3 separate regions of the Mus musculus genome follow, and regions 2 and 3 are each linked to region 1. Evidence: chromatin loops called from intact Hi-C (ENCODE). Cell type or tissue: left cerebral cortex. All regions are shown on one strand.

Region 1 (8,000 bases):
AGAGGCAAGCGAGCGGGGGTTCATCTGGGCAGAGAGAGTCTCTTCTCCCAAGCCTGCCTCCCTCTCTCTCTCTCTCTCTCTCTCTCTCTCTCTCTCTCTCTACCACTACTCTCTAAGTCACTATTAAGGTAATTTGGTAATTTTAGCCTTCTTACAGATGAAAGTCTTTTCAATTATTTAAAAATACTTCCCTATTAGAAATGGGAAGGTGACCCAGTATTCAGTCTCATTAGCATACTCATTAATAATTACAAGACTTGTGATACTATCTCCTTACCCTGTAATTCTGCTCTACACCTGGGGCGGCTCTCTTTCGCTGCCTCAGGTACTTTCCTACTCTCTATTGATTTGCTAATAAGCGAGCTCCTTTAACATGCAAAAAGCTGTACATTCCACTATCTCCTAGGACAACTAGAGGAGGAAGTGGTAGCGAGAGTGAGACTTTTAAATGAGTCCTAAAGCCCTTTACATTTGATCACCACCCATTAACATAGTCATTCAAAACAAAACTAGCAGTGACTCACCATTCATCTCATTACGAGGAAGAGCAAGAGGTCTCCAGAGAAAACGTCCTCCAGCCTACCTACACTGCTTCCCACCAAGGCTGAGCTCAATATCCACAGTGGTCCTGGCACAGCACCATGAAGGATGCACTGCACACACAGCATACAAACACTGATGAAATGTATAAACAAACAAAGCTTTAAATATTTCCCTAGCTTCTATGTGGAATGAGAGGAAGCATGCCAAGTAAGGCCACATTATAAAAGCTACTCGAGTAGGCTCAGTGGTTAAAGGTGATTGCTGCTCAACCATGAAGGCCAGAGTTCCAACCCCAGCAACCCCACCCCACCCACATCACTGCCCAGCCCCATAAGCTGGACTTGGTTATCCATGTTCTTTTTTTTTTTTAAAGATTTATTTATTATATGTAAGTACACTGTAGCTGTCTTCAGACAGTCCAGAAGAGGGTGTCAGATCTCATTACAGATGGTTATGAACCACCATGTGGTGGCTGGGATTTGAATTCAGGACCTTTGGAAGAACAGTCAGTGCTCTTAACTGCTGAGCCATCTCTCCAGCCCCTGTTCTTATAATAACCCCAGTGTGTGGGGTGAGGGGCAGAGTCGGGAGAGTTAGTTGGGTTTGCAGGGTACCAGCCTAGCTGAAAACATGAATTCTCCAAGGTCAGAGTAACCCTACCTCCAAGGAATAAGGCAGAGCAGCAGAGGATAGGATATGCCTGACACCCTCTGGCCTTCATTTGGTGCAAGGAGCACAGGCAACTGTGTGCGCGTGCGTGCACACACACACACACACACACACACACACACACACACACTGCTGAGCAGAAGATACCGTATTCCCTTTTCTCACATAAGGCTATAGCATCATCTTACACACTGAAGCATATATCTAATAGCCATCAATTAGCAGATCTCAAGTATCTGAGGTCCAGTAACAAACAGCAAGCAGCCACCTCTAAAAGCTGGGCGCTTTCCACAAGAGGCTCCTCCTAGGATTGACCGACTCTTATGTAGGTCAATAGTTCTCAGCCGTATCAGTTTCCGAGTGGCCCTCCGGTTAACACGCTGCCATAATGAGACGCACCGAGCAACCCCCTTGTACAGGCAACTCCAAACAAATCCATCTATCTAGATAAACCAGTAAAGTGGAAAGGGGAAATAAAAATAAGTTACACAAAGGCCCGTCAGCATATGGATGCTGGGACAAAATGATTAGGAACTGGACGTGACTGCCTTGCAAACCTGCTGAGGACTCCATGTGACACAACTATCAAAAACGTCTAATCAAGTGGTGAACACAACCTTCCCTTCTCGTTTACACAACAGGAGTGTGCAGAGACAGAGACAAGAAACTTCAGTCACGGTTAAAACTGTGACTTTATAAAGTGGAAATTTCAGGCTCTGACGATGACAAATATCACAGGAATGACAAGCATGATCTTCCTAAACCAGGAAGGACACAGGAACAGTCTTTGTTCAGGATGTCCCCCACACAGCACAGAGTGCAGCATCCCCAGACCCATCCCCACCTGCTTGCTAGTGGTTAATGCCAGTCACAACAACGAAGAAAAGCAGCTTGCTAATTTTTAATTTTCCCCCTGGACTAACCAACTCACACCCAACTCAGGTATGACTCAAAAGTACTGGAGTTCAGCTCCATTACCTATGAACCATGGGGATCACTGGCTACAGAGTTAAGTTCTCTAAACCTCCGTTTCCATGGTACCAAGGAGAATCAACACTCCAGGGCTGTCTGGGGCGGCAGGATGACTCAACAACACTGTAGCAACCCAGGGTAGGTAGGTGGTTTACAACCCGTGGCTTTTTGAAATAGGAACAAGGGGGCTGTGTCCTGCAAACAATAACAAGAGCCATCACCTCTGCAAAACAGGCAGAAGAGACTAAATGCGGAGGGGTGAAAGGAGTCCAGAAACTTAAGGGATAAATTATGAGGGAGGGTGGGGGGCAGGGAATTGGGGGGGGGGGATTTAAGAGGTCAGAAAGGTAGAGAATGGGAAATAAAGCATCCAAGAAAAAGATGCAATTCAGTCAAGGGCACGAAAACACACCTTAGCTCAGGAAAGAGAGGAGGGGAAAGATATGTTAAGGATGAGGAACGAAAGGCTGTAAATAAAGACATTACAAGACCGCTCTGCCCATGGAAGGACATGAAAGGACAAGGAAGGTATGTGCCAGAAAAACTGCTGCTTAGAGGGCAAGCACATCTCCCCAGTAACGCTGAACAATGGTCAAACTAAATAAACCAGGACAAACGCAATCACCGCAGCCCCTGAAATAAAAACACACATTCTTAATGTAAATAAGCAAAAAAAAAAAAAAAAAAAGGAACGGAAGAGCAGAAAGCAGCGGAGGACTTCTCTTCCTGGTTCTGTGGAAGGAAACCCCGCAGGCCTCCACCTCCTCCACAGTGCTGGGATCACAAGAGCTCACCACCATCCCTCCCCTGCTGCTTTCTTTCATGGCCAAAATTCTTCTTAATTTATAGGCCTCATGAACTACAAGGCACTCATGGTAACCTATCCCTGTCCCTTGATACCATCCCAGGCAAATCCGACTCCTTCCTAAACACATTAATTAGCAATACCTTACATCATCCTTGAAAAGCAGGAGGTAAGCAAGAGTATTATTAGCCTCTTTTTATTATGGGGAAACTGGGGAACAAAAAGATTAAATTACAGTACGTCCCAAAATGAGCCATCATATTTTCTAGGACTTTAATTAAAGGCTCCAAACACCACATTACAGACATTATTCTTTCTAGCTTAGAGAACTTTTACTATTGCTTCCACCAGGGGACCAAGAAAAAAAAACACCTACAGTAACTTAAAAGGTCAGCTTAAAATTTTGGACAGTGTTAAGAGGTAACACACACGCGCGCGCGCGTGACGGAAAAAAAAAATAAGGACACTTGTAAACAGCACCACGGGTCGGAAATCCTGGGTCCACGTTTTAGGCTGTGGGGCAGGCAAGACAGACAGGAGTTGGCTGACGCTGATGGAAAAGGTGCCCCAAGGGGCCCAGAACAGCCTCGCCATCCCTGCAAACCCATCACTCCAAACGTGACCCCCGACGCTCTCCCTTGGCCCCTGCATTGCACCACGAGCCTCGCCGTGCCAACCCAGGCCTGTGGTAGGCCCTGGCTGCCGAGCCTCGGTGAGCACCGGAGCCGCACCTAGCCAGACACTTCACAATCCCGGCTTCCCCCGCCCCCGGCCTCGGCTCCCACGCGCTCTCACCGCCCGCCCGGAGTCCCCCGGCCCGGGGAAGCGAGGTGACCGCGCAGCTCGGTGGAGCGCAGCGCCCGCGGGGTCCCGGAGCCGCCGCCTATCAGCGGAGCGCAGGGGCGGGGCCGGCAGGGCCGGCGGGGCCGCGGGCGGGGGCGGACGGGCGGGGGACCGGGCTCCGGGCGGCTCCGGGCACCGCGCGCACACACCGGGCCGGCTCCCGAGGGCGCCAGCGCGGCCCCGGGGAGCGCGAGCGGGGAGCGCGCGGCCTGCGGTCAGCGGCCCATCGGCCGAAAAGATGGTGTCCTGGATGATCTCCCGAGCCGTGGTGTAAGTACGGGCGGGGAAGACGCTTGGGGCCCGGTTGCCGGAGCCAAGCTCACGGGCCGCGGCCTGCTCACCCGTGTCCCAGTCGCTGCGGGGCTCCGGGGCGGCGGCGGCGTTGGGAGCAGCAGGGCGCGGGCGAACGGACTGGCAGGCGGTGGGCTCTGCTCCGTGGAGCCGCTCCCCGGCGCGCGGCGGGCTCTGCTCGGCTTCTCCTCGGCCTCCCCTCCGCTCCTCGGCTACGCGGCAGGCGCTGCTCCGCTCCTCGGCTCCTCCGCTGCCCGGCGCTGCGCGCGGCGGGCTCTGCTCGGCTCCGCGGCGCGCTCCCGGCTGCGGCTCCCGCTCCCGCGGCCCGCGCTGCGCGGCACCGCCCTGCGCAGGCTCCGCCGACGCTGAGCGCGGGAGGCCGGCGGGACTCCGGATGCGCCCGAGCCTTTGTCACCAGGTCTACCGCGTTGCGGTGTCTGTCCGCGGCGCACGCCGCTTGGTCACGTGTAGGAGGAGGAGAGATCGGTGTCAGAGCCCGGGCTGCAGAGTCTTGCTCAGGGGTCCCGAGGTGACCTGGGAAAGAGCCTGCGCTAGAAAGGTCGGGCAAACGCTGACCGTGGAGGGCCGTGGGTGGGAAGAAATGTTTGCAATGGAGAAGGCGCAGGTGCCAGTCCCCTTTGTTCGGGTCATCTCCTCAGTTCACTGATTGTGATACAAACGAGAGCTGCGGATGGGGAGAGGAGGGGGGAAAAGTTGAGATGTGTTGTTTAATCTGCAAAGGTATTTGAATACAAGTTAAACCGGTTCTCTTCCCATCTTTCACCTTACCCTGTGCGCTCTAAAGCAAAGTCACCAAATAAAGGGCCATAAATTAGGTAAAGCCTGGGGGCGGGAATTCATTATTCATGTAGCAGTAGTGTCATCTGAGTACCTTAATGAAATGTTTATATGAGGTTAACAGGCCTCGCTGATTAGCTTATAATTTGAAGGGAGAAAATGACATTACTTGGGCATTATTATTTTCACTACGGAGAAGGAGCTAATTTTTTTTTAACTTGCTTTTATTTCGTTTGGAAGTGAGCTAGGTAACCTAGTTTGCAATGCATTCAAAATTTGCTCTTTCATAAAATGTCCTTTAAAGCCTCTGAACTTCTTGTATTCATCTTAAAGCCACAAATAAATAAAGTTATGCCACGGGTGCCTTCAAATTATGTTTTGCCTCTTCCAAGGCAGTCTTCGGGTTTCCACATAATCCAGGCATACTTTCTTAACCTACCAGAAGTCCCTCCACTATTTTGGCCTAGCCCCTCAAATTAAATGCCCCATTAAAAAAACTGGGTTTGTCTTTTGATCTCTTAGACCATTTTCAATGATGGAAAATTATGGAACACCTTGAGTTTGCATTCATCAAATAAGATTTTTATTTTTTTAATTGGTGAAAGGAAGTATGTTTAGTGCTACGCTACCTCCAATACAAAGGTCAGTACCACGTAGGAGATCTTAATGGGACACACATTTCACATCCACAGATATCTACTGTACAGGTCAGAATGTCAGGTCTTATGAGGGTTATACCTGGTGTAATACCCAGTGTTAGACAAGGAAGAAATTATCTGTGGTTGGAGCGTCATCAAAGAAGGCAAAAGAGATTACGTTCATAATAGACCTTGAGGAATGAACCCGATCTAGACCGCCAAAGAGGAAGAAGGAAAAGATTTCTGATAGGTGGACTGGTGTAAACCAGAGCTGGGGTAGATTACAGAGTGAGAGCCAGAAAAGCAGGAAGAGAAAGAGAGGCCATTGTTTTATGAAGACTTTTATAATCCCAGAAACACTGAGTCCAGTACTGAAGGAAGGATGCGCTCCTGCTCGGTCAGCCTGTGGAGTTGAAGGTCTGGGGTGAAGGGGAAGCATGCAAATGTGACTTTTTTTTTTAAAGGTCATTAAAACATGTATTAATCAGGAGTCAAGAAATGTGTTTCGTGAACTTCGGGTCCAGCACATTTGTCGAGGAACATCTGTGTGTGTGTTTCCATCTGCGCTTGGGTTATCTCTAAATGTAAAAGCTGTCCTAATAGCTACACAAACCTAGATACTTGCTCCGCACTGTGAAATAGAATTTGTTTGTGTATCTCCTTCTTCACCTACTGAAATGCCCAGCTGGGCCTAAACAAGGTCAGACAGTTTCCTCAGCCCGAGCCTTTGGAGGTACCATCAAGGACAAGGGACCCTATCTAAACCTGAACTCCCAAGATTAAGGAGCAATTCTTTGCAGACCTTGAAGCATAACTCTGAGGACAAGAATGATACATTAGACTCAGACTCAGACTCCACTTAGTAGCTGTGTAGCCCCTCTGACTGTACTGAGCCCACCTGAGCTTAAGTTGCCTTTTTTTTTTTTAATTTATCGTTTTGGGTGGCCTTGGGGTAATGTGACAGAGGACAACCTGTGGGAGTCAGTTTGTTCCTTCCACCACGGGATTGGGTGAGCATAGGGACTTAGGCTTGACAAGCAAGCAGCGTCTCCTCATCTTCAATTGATTGTCACAACATCAACTTACTTAAAGCTCACAAGACCAATAAATGAGTGGTTTTTAATGGATTCCGTGTGTGAGCGTGGGGGGGGGGGGGGTGTCTGCCTGTACCTGGGTGTGCCTGAGTATATGTATGTGTACCACGCTTCTGCAGAAACCCTAAGAGGTCAGAATGTAATGTCAGATCCCATGAAACAGGAGATACAAGCAGTTGTGAGCTGCCATTTGAATCCTGGAACCAAAACCTGGGTCCTTGGCAGAAGTAAGTGCTATTAACCTCTGAACTAGTTCTCCAGGTGAGCAAATTTTAAGGAATGGTAACGTGAGCATACCTCATAATACTAAATTCATATACACTGCCCGTACCTCATATTCTGAAGGCACTGCTCACAGATTGAGGAAAGCCCACACACAAACACATCTTTCCCTAACTTTTCGTAGCTTCTGTGTTATAGCATTGTACACAAATCAAAACTCGAACCAGCTGGTCTGAATTTAAATATCAGTTCTACCACTGTGACTCGCCCCATAAGATAAGGCACATTCTCATATATAATGTCCACATGCAGCATCTAGTGGGTAGTAATTATTCCATAAGTGCCAGTAGCTGCTTTCAGAACAAAGAAGCACGGACTAGCCAAATACCTACATATTAAATTTTAGACTATATTTCATTTTCTTTTGTCCCCCCCTCTGAGCCTGTGTTTAGATATCAAAGTTATATATACAAAAGTTGTATACCATAATATTTTATAAGGAATGCTATAATTAATACAGGTGCAATTCTGCAGTGGGCATCTGTGGTGCTTTGAATTAAGCTTGACCCAGGGAGTAGCACTATTAGTAGTTGTGGCCTTGTTGGAGGAAGTATGTCACTGTGGGGGTGGGCTCTGAGGTTCTCCTCCTAGTTTCCGGTAGTCATTCATCTTCCTGTGGCCTTCAGAACAAGATGTAGAACTCTCAGCTAACCATATACCATGCCTGCCTGCATACTGTCACGCATCCAGCCTTGATGATAATGGATTGGACCTCTGACCTAGAGGTTCATCCTGTGGTATTTTGCTGAAAAAATGTGGCTGCTTTTTGCCTTTGTCTGAAGAGTCTGCCTGAGACTAAGTCTAAGGTAAAGAGAATCAACAACAAAGGAAATCTCAGAAAATCCCACCTCACAGAGACACACTTCTTCCAACAAGGTCACACATCCTAAAAGTATGACTCTCTGGGCCAAGCATATTCAAACCACCACAGCATCCTTCACAGACTTGCCTTGAGGAATTCCTTAGGAAAAGTACATGAGGAATATTTCTGAGTGAAACTTTATGTTTTCATGATCCTTGGCCTAAAACTGCAAAATTATTTACCAAAAAGTTATTCATGTCTTC
Region 2 (8,000 bases), 71 kb after region 1:
CCCGTGGCCTCATTACCAGGCATCTGTTCACAAGGTCGGTGCACAAGTTTATTTTGGCTGAGCGAAGCACAAATACATGAAGGACCTTCAAGGATTCTGCTGAGCATGCTCAACATCCCTGCCTACACGTGGGAGACGCAGGGGGCATTGATGTAGCTGACCGCCGTCCACCCGTGCAATCAAGGGCAGGTGAAGAGCAGAAGTGTTGGCCCCTTTGGCCAGCTCAGGATTCGCTCTTCTCGGTACACCTCTCTAAGAGACCAACCCCGGTTTTTATGTATGTAAATTAGAGCTCTGCAGTAAAATTGCTGAAGTCTAATTGGCTTTTTAAACCACTGCCAGTGGCGTCAAATCCCTGACCTCTTGCTATCTGTTTTAATGACTTTCTGTTTGTGAAAGGATTTTGAGATTTTTCAGCCATCAAGCCTCACCCTCTTTTCTGCAGGGGGTTGGGGGGTGTGGCAGGATTCAGCCTCTTTTCCTACCGTCCACAGAACAGTTTGGTGTAACAGATACCGCATTCTAGAACACTCAGTTTTGTTCTTGATTTTTTTTTTTCTTTTAAGTTTGGATTCTGCCACTTAACAGCCATGAGTGTATGCAATTGTATACAAATCATCTATACTGATAAGGATTAAATATTCTTCTTATCTATAAAAGGGTTGACATCTTTTATTTATTTTATTTTATTTATTTATTTATTTTTGGCTTTTTGGTTTTTCAAGACAGGGTTTTTCTGTGTAGCCCTGGCTCTCCTAGAACTCACTCTGTAGACCAGGCTGGCCTCGAACTCAGAAATCCGCCTGCCTCTGCCTCCCAAGTGCTGGGATTAAAGGTGTGTGCCACCACTGCCCGGCCTGGGTTGACATCTTATCTCTAAAACAGCTACATGTCCAGAATGGTAGCTCTCAACTGGACATAGTTTGTGGCCCCACCAACTCCACCACGGGACATTCTCCTCCATCACAAATGACAAGGATGTATTCCTGGTACCTCCATGGCAGAGGCCAGGGATGCAGCTTGCTGTCCTATGAGGCAGAAACACTGCAGAGACTTTCCAGCTCAAACGGGCTGACAGACCCTGCTTCAGAGGGGTGATGATGATTCCAGAAAAAGAATTAATTAAAAAGCATACACATGTATATAAGAATTTTGTCGCCCGGCATGGTGGCGCACTCCTTTAATCCCAGCACTCAGGAGGCAAAGGCAGGTGGATTTCTGAGCTCGAGGCCAGCCTGGTCTACAAAGTGAGGTCCAGGACAGCCAGGGCTATACAGAGAAACCCTGTCTCGAAAAACCAAAAAAAAAAAAAAAAAGAATTTTGTCTTTATAGAGTGACTATTTGTCAATAAATATATATCACCCTCTTCTTCAGAACACTAAGATATATCATTCACCAAATGTGAATACACTTGGGCTCATCCCTGGATTTCATCAGTTTAATTATTGATTGACTAGAGGGGAGATTTCCCCAATACTGAGAACTAAACTCTGCAGCTATTGAATGTAACACATATCACAGATAATGAGAAATTGAGCTGAATACCTGTCATAACGAATGGGGAGGCATAGACAGTAGAATAGAATCTAACGCACTGTGTGGCTAACCTAGAACTCAGGACCCTCCTGCCTCGGCTTCCTGAGTGCTGGGATTACAGGCGTGAGCTAGATGGGTATCTATACCTATAGTTTTGACATGAATAAGAACTAAAGTATTTTAGCTCTTATTGCTAGTGTGTGCAGTTACTGTGTGGACAGTGACACCTTCACCCCGATTGACTGGCAAGCTGTGTCCATGCTTACCCGCCCCACTTCAGAGTAACCTCGACTTCCTTATCCTTTTGTTTAACAGTTCACAAGCCACATAGAAGAAAAGGGTACAGTATTTAAGTAAAGCAGACATATCAGATAAATGATTATGATGTCTTAATTTGCCCTCAAAACAGAGACACTGAGCCAGAGAGATGGCTCAGCAGTTAAGAGTGTAGACTGCTAGCCGGGGTGGTGGTGCATGCCTTTAATCCCAACACTCAGGAGGCAGAGGCAGGCAGATTTCTGAGTTCGAGGCCAGCCTGGTCTACAAAGTGAGTTCCAGGACAGCCAGGGCTACACAGAGAAACCCTGTCTCGAAAAAAAAAAAAAACAACAACAACAAAAAAAAAACCAAAACAAAACCAAACCGAGTGCAGACTGCTCACTCCTGCAAAGGACCAAGAGTTCAGTTACTAGCACCACACTGGGCAGCTCACAACCTTCAGTCTCTACCTTCCAGAAGCGCCAACACACACATGCACAATACCAACCCAACCCCACCCCATCCCCAGGCCAACCCCACCCCACCCCCAGGCACCTGCACACTTTAAAAGGTAATTGTAAATCTTTTTAAGAGATATCTTTCTTTCTTTCTTTCTTTCTTTCTTTCTTTCTTTCTCTTTTCTTCTTCTTTTATCTTTATGTTATTTTATGAGACAACGTCGGACTGGCCTACTTGTATCACCCCAGTGCTGGGCTTAAGAGCCCCACCCCACCCCCCACTCGTGGTGCCTAGCTTTCTTTTTATGATAGGAGTGAGCCATTAGATACACAAACCATAGTGACAAATGGATCAGAAATTGTTATTGTGTAACCCGTTATTATAATCAAAACTTCATTAAGCCAGGGTGAGAAGGACATGTACCGACAAAGGTGTATGGAAATGCTGTGTAACAAAACCCCATTACTTGGTGTGCTAATTTTAAAACTAATTTTTTAAAATGTTTTTTAAACCTTTATTAAATAAGCCTACTAATTCATAATATTAAAGAAATAGTTTAAAGGAAAGAAATTCAGTCACGTGTCCCATCTGCATAAACATTATGCTGTCTTCATTTTTGCATATTTCCCCACGTACTGCAGGCTTGCGTTGCGACTACTTTATGGGTGTGATTGGGATTCTGGGGCAGGGAAGGTATAGCCACTACATATCGGGTGGCAAGCATGACTCCTGCACTGGTGGACCTTTGTGCTGTCGCTATGACACTGGAGGGAACAGGCTGGCCTTTGGCTGTGATTATTATGTAGTGACGCCTCTCCTCTGAAACAGCAACATTGAATAATTACGATGCATTGAATGCTTCTCAACTTCACAGTGCTACTTTTTTCTTTTCCCTCTGTTCTCATTTACCTGTGGTTCAGTCTATACAGTGGGAACTCCAACTTCCCCATGTAATAAAAACTGTTGGACCTTCTGATGGCCTAAAACCAACCAACGATTTATACCTCCTTTTTTTTCTTTTCTTTTTCCCCACCATCCTCTTTTTCCCCAAAGACTAGTCCCAGGCTGGCCTCGGAATTACTTCGTAGCTGAGGACGGCTGTAAAACTCCTGCCTCGCATCCTAATTGCTGGGACTGCAGACACACACCACCAGGCCCTGTTTATTCAGTGTTGGGAACGGAGCCCAGGGCTTTCTGCCTGCTCATGCTGAGCCAGCACTCTGACCAATTGAGCTACGCCCTTAGCCCCACTTTCTGCCTTTTCTGTACAGTAATTTAACTTCCTGGAAACCTAGATGTTGTTGATAAAGTCTAGGTACTGATAATAGGAGGGTGTGTAACTCAAAAGCTAGATTACAGTCCAGGCCTTAAGTGAGTCCCCAGATCCCAGAGTTGGGCCTGCTCTGAGTTTAAGCCTGAGGCTATAACCTCCTAGTAGGTGAATGGTGCTCCATTGAGATGCCTGGGAGACTCCAGTGTTTACACTGAAACCCTGCTGTCTATGAAGAACTCTTTAGCAATCACAACTGATAAGTTTCTGTGCCTGAGCAGTAGCAGCTTGGGGGAGGGGAGGATTATTTCACAACCTATTGCTAAAGGAAGTCCGGCCAGGAATTGAGGAAGGAACTGAAGCAGAGGCCATCGAGGGGGCGTATGACTTGCTTCCCATTGTTGGCTCAGCCTGCTGTCTCGTACAACTCCGGACCTCCTGCTAGACCCACCACTGTGGGCCGGTCCTTCCCATGTCAATCTTTAATCAAGAAAATGCACTACAAGCCGGGCATGGTGGCATACGCCTTTAATCCCAGCACTCGGGAGGCAGAGGCAGGTGGATTTCTGAGTTCGAGGCCAGCCTGGTCTACAAAGTGAGTTCCAGGACAGCCAGGGCTATACAGAGAAACCCTGTCTCGAAAAACCAAAAAAAAAAAAAAAAGAAAAGAAAAGAAAAAAGAAAATGTTCTACAGAGCTGTCTACGGGTAATACGGAGGTATTTCCTCAACTGAGGTTCCTCTGCCCAGATAACTCTGGGTTGTGTCTGAGGTTATGGGAGAAAAAAAGATAGGACTAAATTGAATAAATACTTAGTTTGCATGTTAATGACCTGTTCGATATAAGACCTTTCTAGATGCAGTAGTGCAGAAACCTAAGACTCAGCCCATCTTCTGGTTTCTTAACATCTTGCTCCGGTAGCAAACACATCCTCCAACAGTACTCTAGTTCATTTGTGAGGTAGGTGTTAGCTACTGAGCGCACCAGTCAGAAGCACCACAGCTGGCAACGGAACAATCCAGTCAATACTCGGGGGCCACTTTAGCTCATTAAAGTCAGCCCTAGAAATTGTACTCAGGGGACTGGAGAGGTGGCTGAGGTATTAAGAGCGCCAGCTGCTGTATTGTAAAGGACCCCAGGTTGCTTCCCAGCACCTACATGGTGGCTCACAACCCTCTATAATTCCCATTGCAGGGGCTCTGATACACCTTCTGGCCTCCACAGGCATGGCCTCCACACAGTACACAGACACAGACACAGACACAGATTCAGGCAAAGCACCCACACACGGAAGAGAAACAAGTAAATCTTAGGGATTGTACTCCAGGCCTTTGTTACCTTCTGGTAACAAAGTGTGCTCATTGGCTTCCTGAGCAGGGTTTGTATTGACTCACAAGCTAGAAGAGGTTTTAGTCCATCGCTGGTGGACACTGTTGCTTGGACCGTCGTCAAATCAGCATATGGTAATAGAGCAGTATGCTGGCCTCCTGACAGTGGGAAGGTTGGATCCCTAAGATCGCCTTCAAGGGCACATCAAATCATCTTTCACTGGTCACCAACTCTTGAGGGCCTGCCAATAGCTAGCTGTACAGGCTGGAGACATAGGCCTTTGAAGGAACATTGAAGACTCAAGCGATAACTCTGGGGACTACCCATGGTTAAGTATGGGATGGGTAAAAGCCATGAATTATTGAAAGAGGATTCACAGGAAGAGAAAGGCACGGAGAATGACAGCACTGAGGAGGGAAGGCATCTTTGAGATGGGCACAGGCACTTCCTTGCCCTATGTCTCCGAAGTGTCTCGCCCCCACCCTTCTGAGAAGTGAATGCTCTCTGGTCAAGAGAAAACAAATATGAGAAGCTGAATTTGTCAAGAATTGTTTCAAAGGTATTAACTGCATGTGCATGATAGAGGGGGGCACGTGTGTCAGAGGACGACTTTGGGGAGTGGATTGTCTCCTTCCCTTCTTACATGGGTTCTGGGGATTAAACTCAAGTTCCTAGGTTTGCCTGGATAGGACCTTTATCCACTGAACAATCTCATCAGCCCAAAAAGGATTTTTATGCATTTGTTTTTTTGAGATAGGGTCACGTTATGTAGCCCTGGCTGGACTGGAACTCTCTATGTAGACCAGGCTGACCTTGAACTCAGAGATCCACCTGCCTCTGCCTCCCACATGCTGGGATTAAGGGCATGGGCCACACCATACCTGACTCCAAAATAACAATTTTTAAATGTGTAAAATCCACTTATTTTCTTGAAGAAGTGGACTTTAAAGATTCTCTCTCTTTTTTTTTTAAGATAATTTTATTTATTTTGTGTAAGAGTGTTTTGCCTTTATGTAGGTATGTGCACCACATGAATGTTAGTTGCTGCCCAAGGAGGTCAGAAGAGGGTATCAGATCCCCTGGAATTGGAGTTACAGATGATCTACTATGTGGGTGCTCGGAACTGAACCTGGGTCCTCTACAAAAGCAATGAGTACTCTTAGCCACTGAGCTTTCTCTCCAGCTCCAACTTTCCACATTCTTCTTGCTACTCAGAGCACATGGTAGGAATACAGAGCTTACCTGGGGAGCAGGGACGGCATGTGGTTTGACATCGTGGGTTATCGGTAACCAGCCATACTGAGTCACGACGTCGTGGGAATTGAAGAGCTGTTTCTTCAGGGTTAAATACAAGTGGAAAGAAACACCCAAATGTTTGTAACACCTTTCACTTGGAAGTTTAGAGATGAACCCTGGTGGACGAGTTTCCATGGTAATGTTATAAGTAGAGGCAATCACACATTCACATGCCTGAGAAGAAATAATCAGTGTTAGAGCCTTGAGACGAGTATTTTTAGTCTAGCTATAAATAAAACAATGAATCATCCGTATGCTATGCAGATTTAAAGTGGGTAAATTAAGGAATTTTTTTTTATAGAGTTTCATACTTCAGGGAGGTATTTCTTAAAGGTTCAGAGAAATGTCCCCATGAAAGCACTACAGTGATGGGAACTGTCTAATGCTGTGTGTGTGACAGGGATGCTCTCTGCCATGGCCATGCTGGGATGCTCACTGTGATGGCCACACTGTTAACACTGCAGTCACAGACAGCTGCTAACATCTCTGCTGTGGCCAGTGCAAGGTGCAAGGGAAGAACTTGAGTTGTCAATTGGTTTCTTTTCGTTTTAAGATTTTATTTATTTTATGTATATGAGCAGACTGTAGCTGTCCTCAGACACACCGAAAGAGGACATTGGATCCCATTACAGATGGTTGTGAGTCACCATGTGGTTGCTGGGAATTGAACTCAGGACCTCTGGAAGAGCAGTCAGTGCTCCTAACCACTGAGCCAGCTCTCCAGCCCCTTCATTCGATTTCATTTTAATTAATTTACATTTAAATGTTTGCCTGTAAAAGAGCATTAACTGCTCTTCCAGAGGACCAGGTTCACTTCCCGACATCCACTTGGTGCGGCGTGGGTGACTGTACCTCCAGGTCTAGGCAATCAGATAGCCTCTTCTGGACTCTAAGGAAACTATACCATATAGTGTGCATACATACGCAGAGGCACACAAAGTAAAAATAAATAAGCCTTTTGTAAAGACAAAATGAAATACACCATGAGGAGTGATGAGTGTGCCTTGCTAGGTTATTCATTGTCTAAAGATGGCGGCATATGCAAACATCTTTGGCTCCTAACTTTCTCTACCTGGTTCTAGTTAGAACTACTACTGTTCCTGACACAGCCTTGTCCAAATCAGTGTCTTTCCTTTTACTCTTACTAACCCATGCTGAACTACAGCTCAGAACTACAGATGCTATTTTCTCCAAAGTTAATCTCATTATACTTAAAAAAAAAAATCTTAAAGCTTAGCATAATGCTAAAATGCTTAGAATAAAATGTATAAATGTAATGGCATACTTTGAAATGTGTGAAAAAGCAAAATGAATTAGCGTTTATATAGATAATAGCTATGTCATAAAGAAAATATAAACAATTTGTGGTATTGAAAAAAATATAAACAATGCATGGTATTTGCGATAGAAGACTGCAGGAATGTTATTTATTTAGCAAAATGTTACTGTGTCTCACAGCAGAGAACTTGTAGAATAAATGTAAGCATACTAAATATTTGAAAGCATCTTTTTCTCAGACCTTATCACATCTCTATTGAGTAGAGCCAAGGAGCAATAACGGAGCGTCTGCGAAGTTTCAGCATGCATGATCTGACAGCTATCCAAGGGGATGAGCCCGTGGGACACAGACCCTACCAGACTTTGCCAGAAGCAAAGAGGAAAGGCAAACAAGCCACCGAGTCACCAGGTAGGCCTGTCTGTCGTGGTGCAAGGGAGCCTTTCATAACTGGGCGAAGGGTCAGGATGAACGCCAAAGAGTACAGGGTGCTGGACACAGAACTGGCTTTGCTTTGTTATCCACCGTTGTTGACGCAGAGGATCAAGTCACCTGCGCTGGTCTCAGGCTTGCTG
Region 3 (8,000 bases), 93 kb after region 1:
CCAGGACTGCACATTTTGTTATTTTATGCTATGATGGTATTCTGTTGTTTTATGCTAATCAAGTTATCGTCACTTTCCATGCATCCAGTAGCATGCATTGGTTGTCCAGTTTGTACAATAGTATGGCTATGTCAGAGCCTGCATCCATGAAGACAGAATAACAGTTTAAAGGAATTCTTGCTGGGAAAGGATGAATTCACTGTTATCAAATCAATGTCTACACTATTCTAGGATTTTTTGTAGATCCTTGAATAATTCATTTGATTCTCTTGGAACAGATTTTTAAAGCAATACTCGGGTCCCTTCTTGTCTTTACCTTTTTTGGGGGTGGGGGTGGGGGAGGGGAACTAAGACAAGGTTTCTCTGGTATCTTTGCCTGTCCTAGAACTCTCTCTGTAGACCAGACTGGCCTTGAACTCCAAGGGATGAATCTGTTTGCCTCTGCCTTCTGAGTGCTGAGATTAAAGGCATGTGCTACCAAGTTATAAGGCTTTACTTTTCCCTCTTAACCTCTAGCACAGCGGTGTGCCTTTTGGCTCCAGAGCATATTCCAAATCTGAGCATCTCACTCAGCTCTCCACAACTTCCTAATTCAGGCCAGCCTCCCCTCTCACTGAGAAGGATCTGTGTGTGTCTGTGTATCTCTGTGTGTGTTTGCGCGCGCGCGCGTGCGCGTGTGTGTGTGTGTGTGTGTCTCTGTGCCTGTGTGTGTCTGTAGCTTATAAGAATCTGTCCTCTCTACCATTTGGTTGCTGACACTAGGACTCTGGTCCTTAGGCTCAGAGACAATAACATTTACTTACTGAGCCATCTCCGGATTTCCCTCCAGTCCTGGAACAGAAGAAATATCACTACATTTTTAGTAACTTTGCAGATTTTCACCATGACCTTCAATGGTCAAGTCCTCTGGTATAGTGAATTTCATGTTTTCAACTGACTCCTTTGGAGAATACTAACAGAGAAGGCTGGGGAGAGAGGAGGCGAAGATCAGGGATAGGCTTGGGGTGCGGGTGGGGAAGAGAGTGTATTTCCTTCCAACTGCCAGGGTCTAGAGAAGAGGAGTGGATGTGGATGGATGATCTTCTACTGTGATGCACCTTCTCAAACTACATCAGGCCAGGCCTAACTTACATGACGTCAAACCTGAGGGATGAAGAGGGTCATGGTTCTACCAGCAATCATTAGTAGGTACTCTGGATTAACTAGAGTTCACCAGAAAAACACTAGCATTAGAGGAAGGAAGGAAGGAAGGAAGGAAGGGAGGGAGGGAGGGAGGGAGGAAGGGAGGGAGGGAGTACATGATAGATAGATAGATAGATAGATAGATAGATAGATAGATAGATATCATTTATACACATAGATTATAAGTAATTGGCTAACCTGATTCTAGAGGATGACAAGATCAAACTTCACAAGGCAGCTTAGTGGGCTGGAGGGCAATGGAAGAGTTAATTCTTTGGAGATCAGGTACATGGTGCTGACCACAGTCCCTTTTCTTCTGATTCGGATGAGGCCCACCCACATTATGGAGTATAATCTGAGCGTCTATTCATTCATGATGTCATCTTGAAAATGAGGATTAAAGCCAGGAGTAGCTGTGCATGGTTTTTTTTTTTAAAGATTGATCGATTTATTTATTTTATATGAGTACACTGTCACCCCCCTCACATACACCAGATGGGGGCATCAAATCCCATTACCGATGGTTGTGAGCCACCATGTGGTTGCTGGGAATTGAACTCAGGACCTCTGGAAGAGCAGTCAGCACTCCTAACCACTGAGTCATCTCTCCAGCCCCTGTGCATGCTTTTAATCCCAGCACTCAATATGCACAAACAGGTGGATCTTTCTGAGTTCCAGGCAAACCTGGTCTATGTGGTGAGTCCAAGGCTAGCTTACTGAGACCCCGCCTCTTAAAAAAACAAAAAAAGGAGGAGGGGAAGAAGAGGAAGAGAAGAGATGGACAGAAAGAGAAGGGATACTGTATCAGTTAAATCAGTAGAATGGCCTAGCCAAGTTGACATATGTACAGTAGCTGTCTCAATATTCTTAAAAATTAAATTTTCAAAGGAACTCCACCTCAAAATAAAGCCATTTTCACTGTCTTTTTATGTAGAAACTTCACGTCTTAGCTCTTGTTATCTTACAACGAAGATGCTGTAGCTTATGTGGGAAAAGAACAACTACACCCCGGCTTCAGATGCCCCTTTGTGTTTCTTGCTGACCATGTACCATCCTTACTTAACAAACCAACCAACCAGCCAACCCAGAGAATAATTCCCACGTCGTATTGTTGGGAACTCGGGACTTTGGTTCATTTCATTATACTTCGGGAATGGCAATACTGAAAAAAGAAAAGGCTAACCTAGAAATGCTTTTATAAATACCCCCGAAGTTTCCGATGTTCATCGGAGGATTACCTGGAATCAGCTGTTGTGTTCATTGATCTGGCTTTTAGCTTCAGAGAAGAGAGAGAAGATGCTTTTAAACTGAATAGGAAAAATAAATCGCCCATCCATTATTGGCTGAGACCAAACAGGAAGCGTTTGAAGAGAGGATGTGGCTACTGAGAGAAGCAGCCCCCTCAGGAAGGGCTTTCCTTCCTCCTAGCCCTCCCACCAGCCTCCAGTTCCTGGCCTCTCCCACTTCAAACTGCACCTTATAAACCCTTTTATGTGCTCCGTTCCCGACACCAAAAATTCCTGGTGTTCCTCCATACTGGGTTTCAACTAATAAAATACACACGCAAACGGTGCGACACCGTTTCACACAGGGGATTAATTTTACTCAGTCTTTAAATTGAAACTACAGTTGGGACGTACCGCAGACGACAGTTTCCATATGCTCTGTTCTAGGAAAGTAGAGCTGTGTTATTTATAGTTTACAACATGCTGTATAAAATTAAAGCTAGCAAAGAGGCTCCCAGGCAGGGAGATTTAGACAAAGACAGGAAGGCAATGTGCCCCATTTTGCAATCTTCTGAGAACCGGCACAAAAGTTTAATACTTACCCTTAAGCAATGCACAGAGGTATTGTGTTTACTTTAGAAAAACGTGTAAGGATGCTCAAAAGAGTAAGAAGGGGGAAATGTTAACGGAGGTGGGGGGGGACTGTTTCAGAAAAGCGAGGCTGAATAATTGTCGGTAAGGGTTGATCTTTCACAAGTGCGGAGTAAAGTCACATGACAGCAGGTTGATCTTTGACCCAACTGTCTCCAAGCACGTCTGACAGCAGCGAGGAATAATTGCTTCCTCATTTAGATTAGACAATGTGCTCTCTGCAAGCCCGCACTCCTCTAAATAGATTGGAGGGAGTAATTGAAGAAAGTTATACTGGGAAGCAGAGTGACCGATTCCTCCTGGTGTGAGCGCAGAGAGCCTCGGTAACCCCTTCAGCCCGGCCTTCATCCTGTTCCTATTTAGGGAACCCGCAGGGCAGCGGTGCTGAGTGCCTGCAGGCTAGCTGCCTTTATTGTTTAGACTTGGGGGGAAGGTCACATGCCCTCTTTGACAGAGAGGTTTATAGACTCTCTCTAATTAGCTGCACCCTCCACCCGACAGACAGTTGGCCACCTTCCAAGAGCGGGGATTTGGTAGCGGCCACTGCTGAAGGAGAAAACAAGGTTATTTACCCCTACGACTGTAGCTCCTGGCTCACCCTTTACACTCAGACACGTTTGCCTTTGTTCCAACTTGCGTTCAGAATTCTGAGTTAGGGCGTGGAGGGAAGTGTGGCTATCTCTTTAGTGCTACACAACACATATGTTGGCTTTAGACCCCTCTCACTGTTCCAAGGCGTCATACAAAAAGAAGGGTAACAGAGCCGTGCTTGTGCATGTCCACCCACCAGCTCTAAAAAGGAAGTTAAATTCGCAATATCTATAAAATAACGACAGTTGTACGTTGGGGGCAGTTGGAAGTCCCAACAGTAAAACGTGATTGGGTTTAGCTATTACTGGAGTGCCCAGAATATATTTGGTTTGTCCTGTTCTGTCGATTCTGCAGGGTGGTAGATTAAGCCTAAAGAAATGCTCAGGGGCTGATTCAAACCAGATGCTCCAGGACGCAGCCCGGCGTTAGGCAAGGCTGCCCCCTCGGCGGTCCGCCAGCGCAACCGAACCCGCTTGCTTGGTCTCCACCAGATACCTCGGCCATAAAAAGCTTTCAAGTCCCCATTGTTATTCCAAGCACATTCCAGGGGGATTGAATCACAGCCCTCAACAGGACTTTCTCCCGGCTTGAACTGCCAGTTTAGGGTGGATCAGATCCCCAACTTCAAATGTGGAATCTACTTCGGGTCAAAGATTCTTTAGGGAAAACCCCCAGAGAAAAACCCTGCTCCCCTCTACCCACCCATATGGGACTGTCTGGGGCCCAGCTGGAGTCCCAGTGCAAGATCCAGGGGTCGTCAGATGAAAATACTGGATTTATCTTATAGGAATAAGTTTCCTGTGCAGGTTTGAGACGCGCCAAGGGGTTGGACTGGAAATTTCTACGTTAGACGGAACGTGCGAGAAAGCCAGTAGGTCCATGCTGGGAGCTGGACTTGAGATTCCCCTGGTTTTAAAGTCAGTTCACAAGGAAAAGTCTCAGCCCCTCCCACGTGTCCACCCAGACTCGTGGGGCCGCCAGTCTAGGACCGGGAGCGCGCACAGCTGGCGGCCGGCAAGCCACAACTGGAGTGCTAACCTCCACACCCAGATGTTCCAGGACGGGGGCGGGGCTCCCGCAGAGGCAGTCCCTCCCTTTCGCAGCCCGGCTCCAGATGCCAGAGGCGATGGGCATTCCACCTCAGGGAGCGAGCTGGATCTGTCGGGGTAACTGGAGCTTTCCTGGGGACGTTAGGATAATGGCGTCCTGCCAGTAGGCTGCAATCGTGATAAACCCACTGCGTGGGAGTTAACAATCCTGGATCCCCAGGAGGTAATGGCAGAAGGAGGGAACCCTGGAGAAGAAACTAGGGGGAAAGCACGCTGTTGGTGGGTTGTGACTAGAGCGGAGTCTCCCCTCTACTTTGCCCTCTGTTCCTGTTTCGAATGCAGACCTTTCTAGTCCGGGTTGTCCACTGCTCCTTCTGGTCCCTCTTCCATCACCCAAAGTGGGAGGAGCTACAAGTACCCTCTCCTTTTTCTCCAAAACTTGAACGTGTCTGGAGAAGTGTGCCCTGCGAAGGAGGCCTTTCCCCTGTAATGTGAGCAGTTTTGGCGACCTGCTCAGCAAACTGCATTTGCCAAGGATTCAAGGCTGGCTGTTCCAGAGAGCCTGCGTCTGTTGGATGGTCCGATAAGAACTTATCATTTCCATTCAACTTGTTTAAGCTGCCCTTCATAAAGTTGTCCTCGGATTATTTTAAGGTTTTCATAACATCCCTGGTCATAACAACCAGAAGATCAGAGCCCCGAGGGATAGGAGTGGATATCATAATGGCAAAAAACGAAATCACAACCATGATGATAAAGGGTGGTCCTTTTTTCTTCAGACAGACGATGGCAGTCTTAAGGCCAGGCCTTCCCTCAACCCCCACCCCTTCAGGGAAACTCAAATAAATAGGCCCTGTCACCTCACCTGTTCACTGATACTAAACACTGATACTCAACTAATACTAAAACAATCCTTAGTGTGCCCTCTCCCAAGCCACCCTGGCTTCTCTGAGACTAAGAAACCATATGGAATTGGTGAGGAGCTGGCTATGTGACTTAGTTGGTAGAACGCTTAGCTAGCTAGCATCCATGAAGCCCTAAGGTCTGTGCGTCGAACTATATAATCCCAACTTGGTGGCACAAGCCTGTAACCTCAGCACATCCTAGACAGAGGCAGGAGGATCAGTTCAAATCATTCCTGGCTACATAGATAATTCCTGGCCATTACAGTGGGTCGAGGATGGGAATAAGGAAACACATTTGATGGTACTTAAATTTCATTAAAAACAACAACAACAACAACAATAATTTAGTATCTTTTATGTGTGTGTGTGTAGTTAGGGCCCCAGCTGTACCTTGGGTTCCGGGAATGTGGGAAGCCACATGTGCCGTCGCAAGGTGGCGCTGGCTACTGCTGGCCACCATGCGTAAGTTTGGGCAAACAACCAATGTGTACATATGCAGTAAAGTTTTTTGCCAAGACACTGCCTTGCCCGGGCATGATAATGAGGTTCTGTAAGTATAGCCAATCAGATGTGAGACATGCAAATGAGGTATGTTAATGAGGTTCTGTGAGGTACTGAGAGAGTAACCAATCAGATGAGGAACATGCAAATGAGGTATAGTGCATAACCAATCCGGGTGTGAGACACGCCTCTCCTAGGTCTATATAAGCAACACCAGTTCTGGGCTCAGGGTCTCTTCTCCTCTGCAATCAAGCTCTCCCAATAAACGTGTGCAGAAGGATCCTGTTGCAGCGTCGTTCTTGCTGGCGAGCCAGGACGTGTGCAAGACAGGAACTCAGGCTATTGGGCTTTTGTTTAGCCAGCCCTAACTTTACCCTCTTGGTGACTTTATAGCTTGAAGGTTTTTCCTTTGTTTTTTGTTGTTATTGTTGTTGTTGTTTTCAAGACAGGGTTACTGTGGGTAGCTCTAGCTTTCCTAGAATTTGCTCTGAGGACCAGGGTGACCTCACACTCAGAGATCTGCCTCCCAAGTACTGGGATGAAAGGACTATGCCACCACCACCCAAATTATAACTTGAGGATTTTTAGATGTCGTTCCTATGTGACTAATGTTTTCATATCCTTCCAGACCATCTCATTTTTAGCACCAAGCACAATCTTTTTTTTTTTTTCAGCTATTTCCAATCTAGTGTGTATGCTTAACACTAAATTCTGTTTAGGCTAAAATATCCTAAACTGTGAAAAAGAGAAAAACAAAAGGTGCCAGATTTTCCAGGAGATCACCACCACTTGATGCCAAGTGAACAAAAGATGCTTCTTACGTTTTAGTTTTGAGAGCTTGTCTTGGCCAGAGTCTCTGTAACACAATATTGTTGTCTGGTAGTTGAATGCTGGCTCCACAAAAAAATATAAATAAATAAATAGCACCATTTTTCCTAAACCTATGTGCCAGGTCATCTCCAGAGCCTGGGGAGTGGGGCCAAATAATCTCAGGAACATTTTCTAGCTCTGTGTTGCTGTGACTTTGCATAGCAATAGCTCAGAAGCAAGAGGTTCCAGATTTAGCTCTGAGTCCATCACGTGCCAGCTACTCTTGAGTCCGTAGCATTCTTCACAGAGGTTTCTGTTTAGGTTCAACCAGAATAAAATCGGCTTGACCTCCGGCAAGGCGTCTCCCCTCTTCTCATTCTTTCTAAGACAGGAATCACTGTAGCCCAGGCTGTCTGTGCACTTGCAATCTATCTAGTTTGAACTTTTGCTGTCTCTGCCTCTACCCCAGGGGCCCTGTAAGTACAGATGAATGTGGTTCTGGGCATCCACTCCAGATCCTCCTGTAGGCTAAGCAAAAGTGATTAACAGGTGAAATGGAAAAAAAAAAAGATGAATACAGGAAACCAGCTGGAAACAAAACTACAACCTCAAGCTAGCCCTGGGGCCTGAGGTTAATCAACATATGAGACCTTAAGCAAACAAACAACTGGTCCAGGCACATGGGCCACACACCTTTGGTCCCAGCACTTAGGAGACAGGCAGAGGCAACCCAATCTCTATGATTTTGAGGCCAGCCTGCTCTACATAGTAAGTTTCAGGACACTCAGGACTAAATAGAGAGACAAGGTTTAAAATAATAATAATAATAATAATAATAACAACAACAACAATAACAATAACATTATTATTATCATCATTATTATTTCTGTGCCAGAGATGCACACCTTCAATCTCATAATTTAGGAGGTACAGGCAGGCAGGCAGATCTCTGTGAGTTCAAGGTCAACTTGGTCTACATATTGAGTTCTAGGATGGCCAGCGCTACGCAGTGAGACTCTGTCTCTAATCTTTTTGCAGTCTTCATTTAGTTATAAAAGCATCATAAATTCATCCAAAAGGGCTGG

Evidence for each region. Peaks named below come from ENCODE experiments on the same cell type or tissue, not always from the same donor. Only the 100,000 strongest peaks of a DNase experiment are listed, where the experiment ranks them.
Region 2: it touches region 1 in a loop (2.3-fold over the local background); 5 of 42 quality-filtered maps call a loop at or near these places.
Region 3: a loop joins it to region 1, with 3 times the contacts of the local background. A loop is called at or near these places in 15 of 42 quality-filtered maps.

What each region holds. Positions count from the first base shown.
Region 1 is chr10:67,092,892-67,100,891 of GRCm38, reverse strand. It overlaps Reep3 (receptor accessory protein 3), which reads left to right and starts at 3,904. Exons shown (of 8, transcript NM_178606.5): 1 at 3,904-4,102. The coding sequence starts at 4,071. It also overlaps a transcript of Jmjd1c not described here. In left cerebral cortex, a CTCF peak has its summit at 3,325; DNase peaks (open chromatin) are centred at 2,948, 3,481, 3,776, 4,502 and 4 more places; H3K4me3 peaks cover 4,132 bases; H3K27ac peaks cover 2,635 bases.
Region 2 is chr10:67,021,585-67,029,584 of GRCm38, reverse strand. It overlaps Reep3 (receptor accessory protein 3), which reads left to right. Exons shown (of 8, transcript NM_178606.5): 6 at 7,692-7,836. Gm31763 (predicted gene, 31763) reads right to left here. Exons shown (of 7, transcript NR_110511.1): 2 at 6,096-6,188. Among named protein-coding and RNA genes, the nearest start is that of Gm31763, 21 kb to the right of the region's middle. In left cerebral cortex, a CTCF peak has its summit at 3,389; DNase peaks (open chromatin) are centred at 102, 3,426, 3,873 and 6,253; H3K27ac peaks cover 660 bases.
Region 3 is chr10:66,999,550-67,007,549 of GRCm38, reverse strand. It overlaps Gm31763 (predicted gene, 31763), which reads right to left and starts at 2,475. Exons shown (of 7, transcript NR_110511.1): 1 at 2,421-2,475. RefSeq lists an enhancer at 2,203-5,632. In left cerebral cortex, no CTCF peak of the experiment used is centred here; DNase peaks (open chromatin) are centred at 3,459, 3,957, 4,698, 7,201 and 1 more place; H3K4me3 peaks cover 2,654 bases; H3K27ac peaks cover 2,599 bases.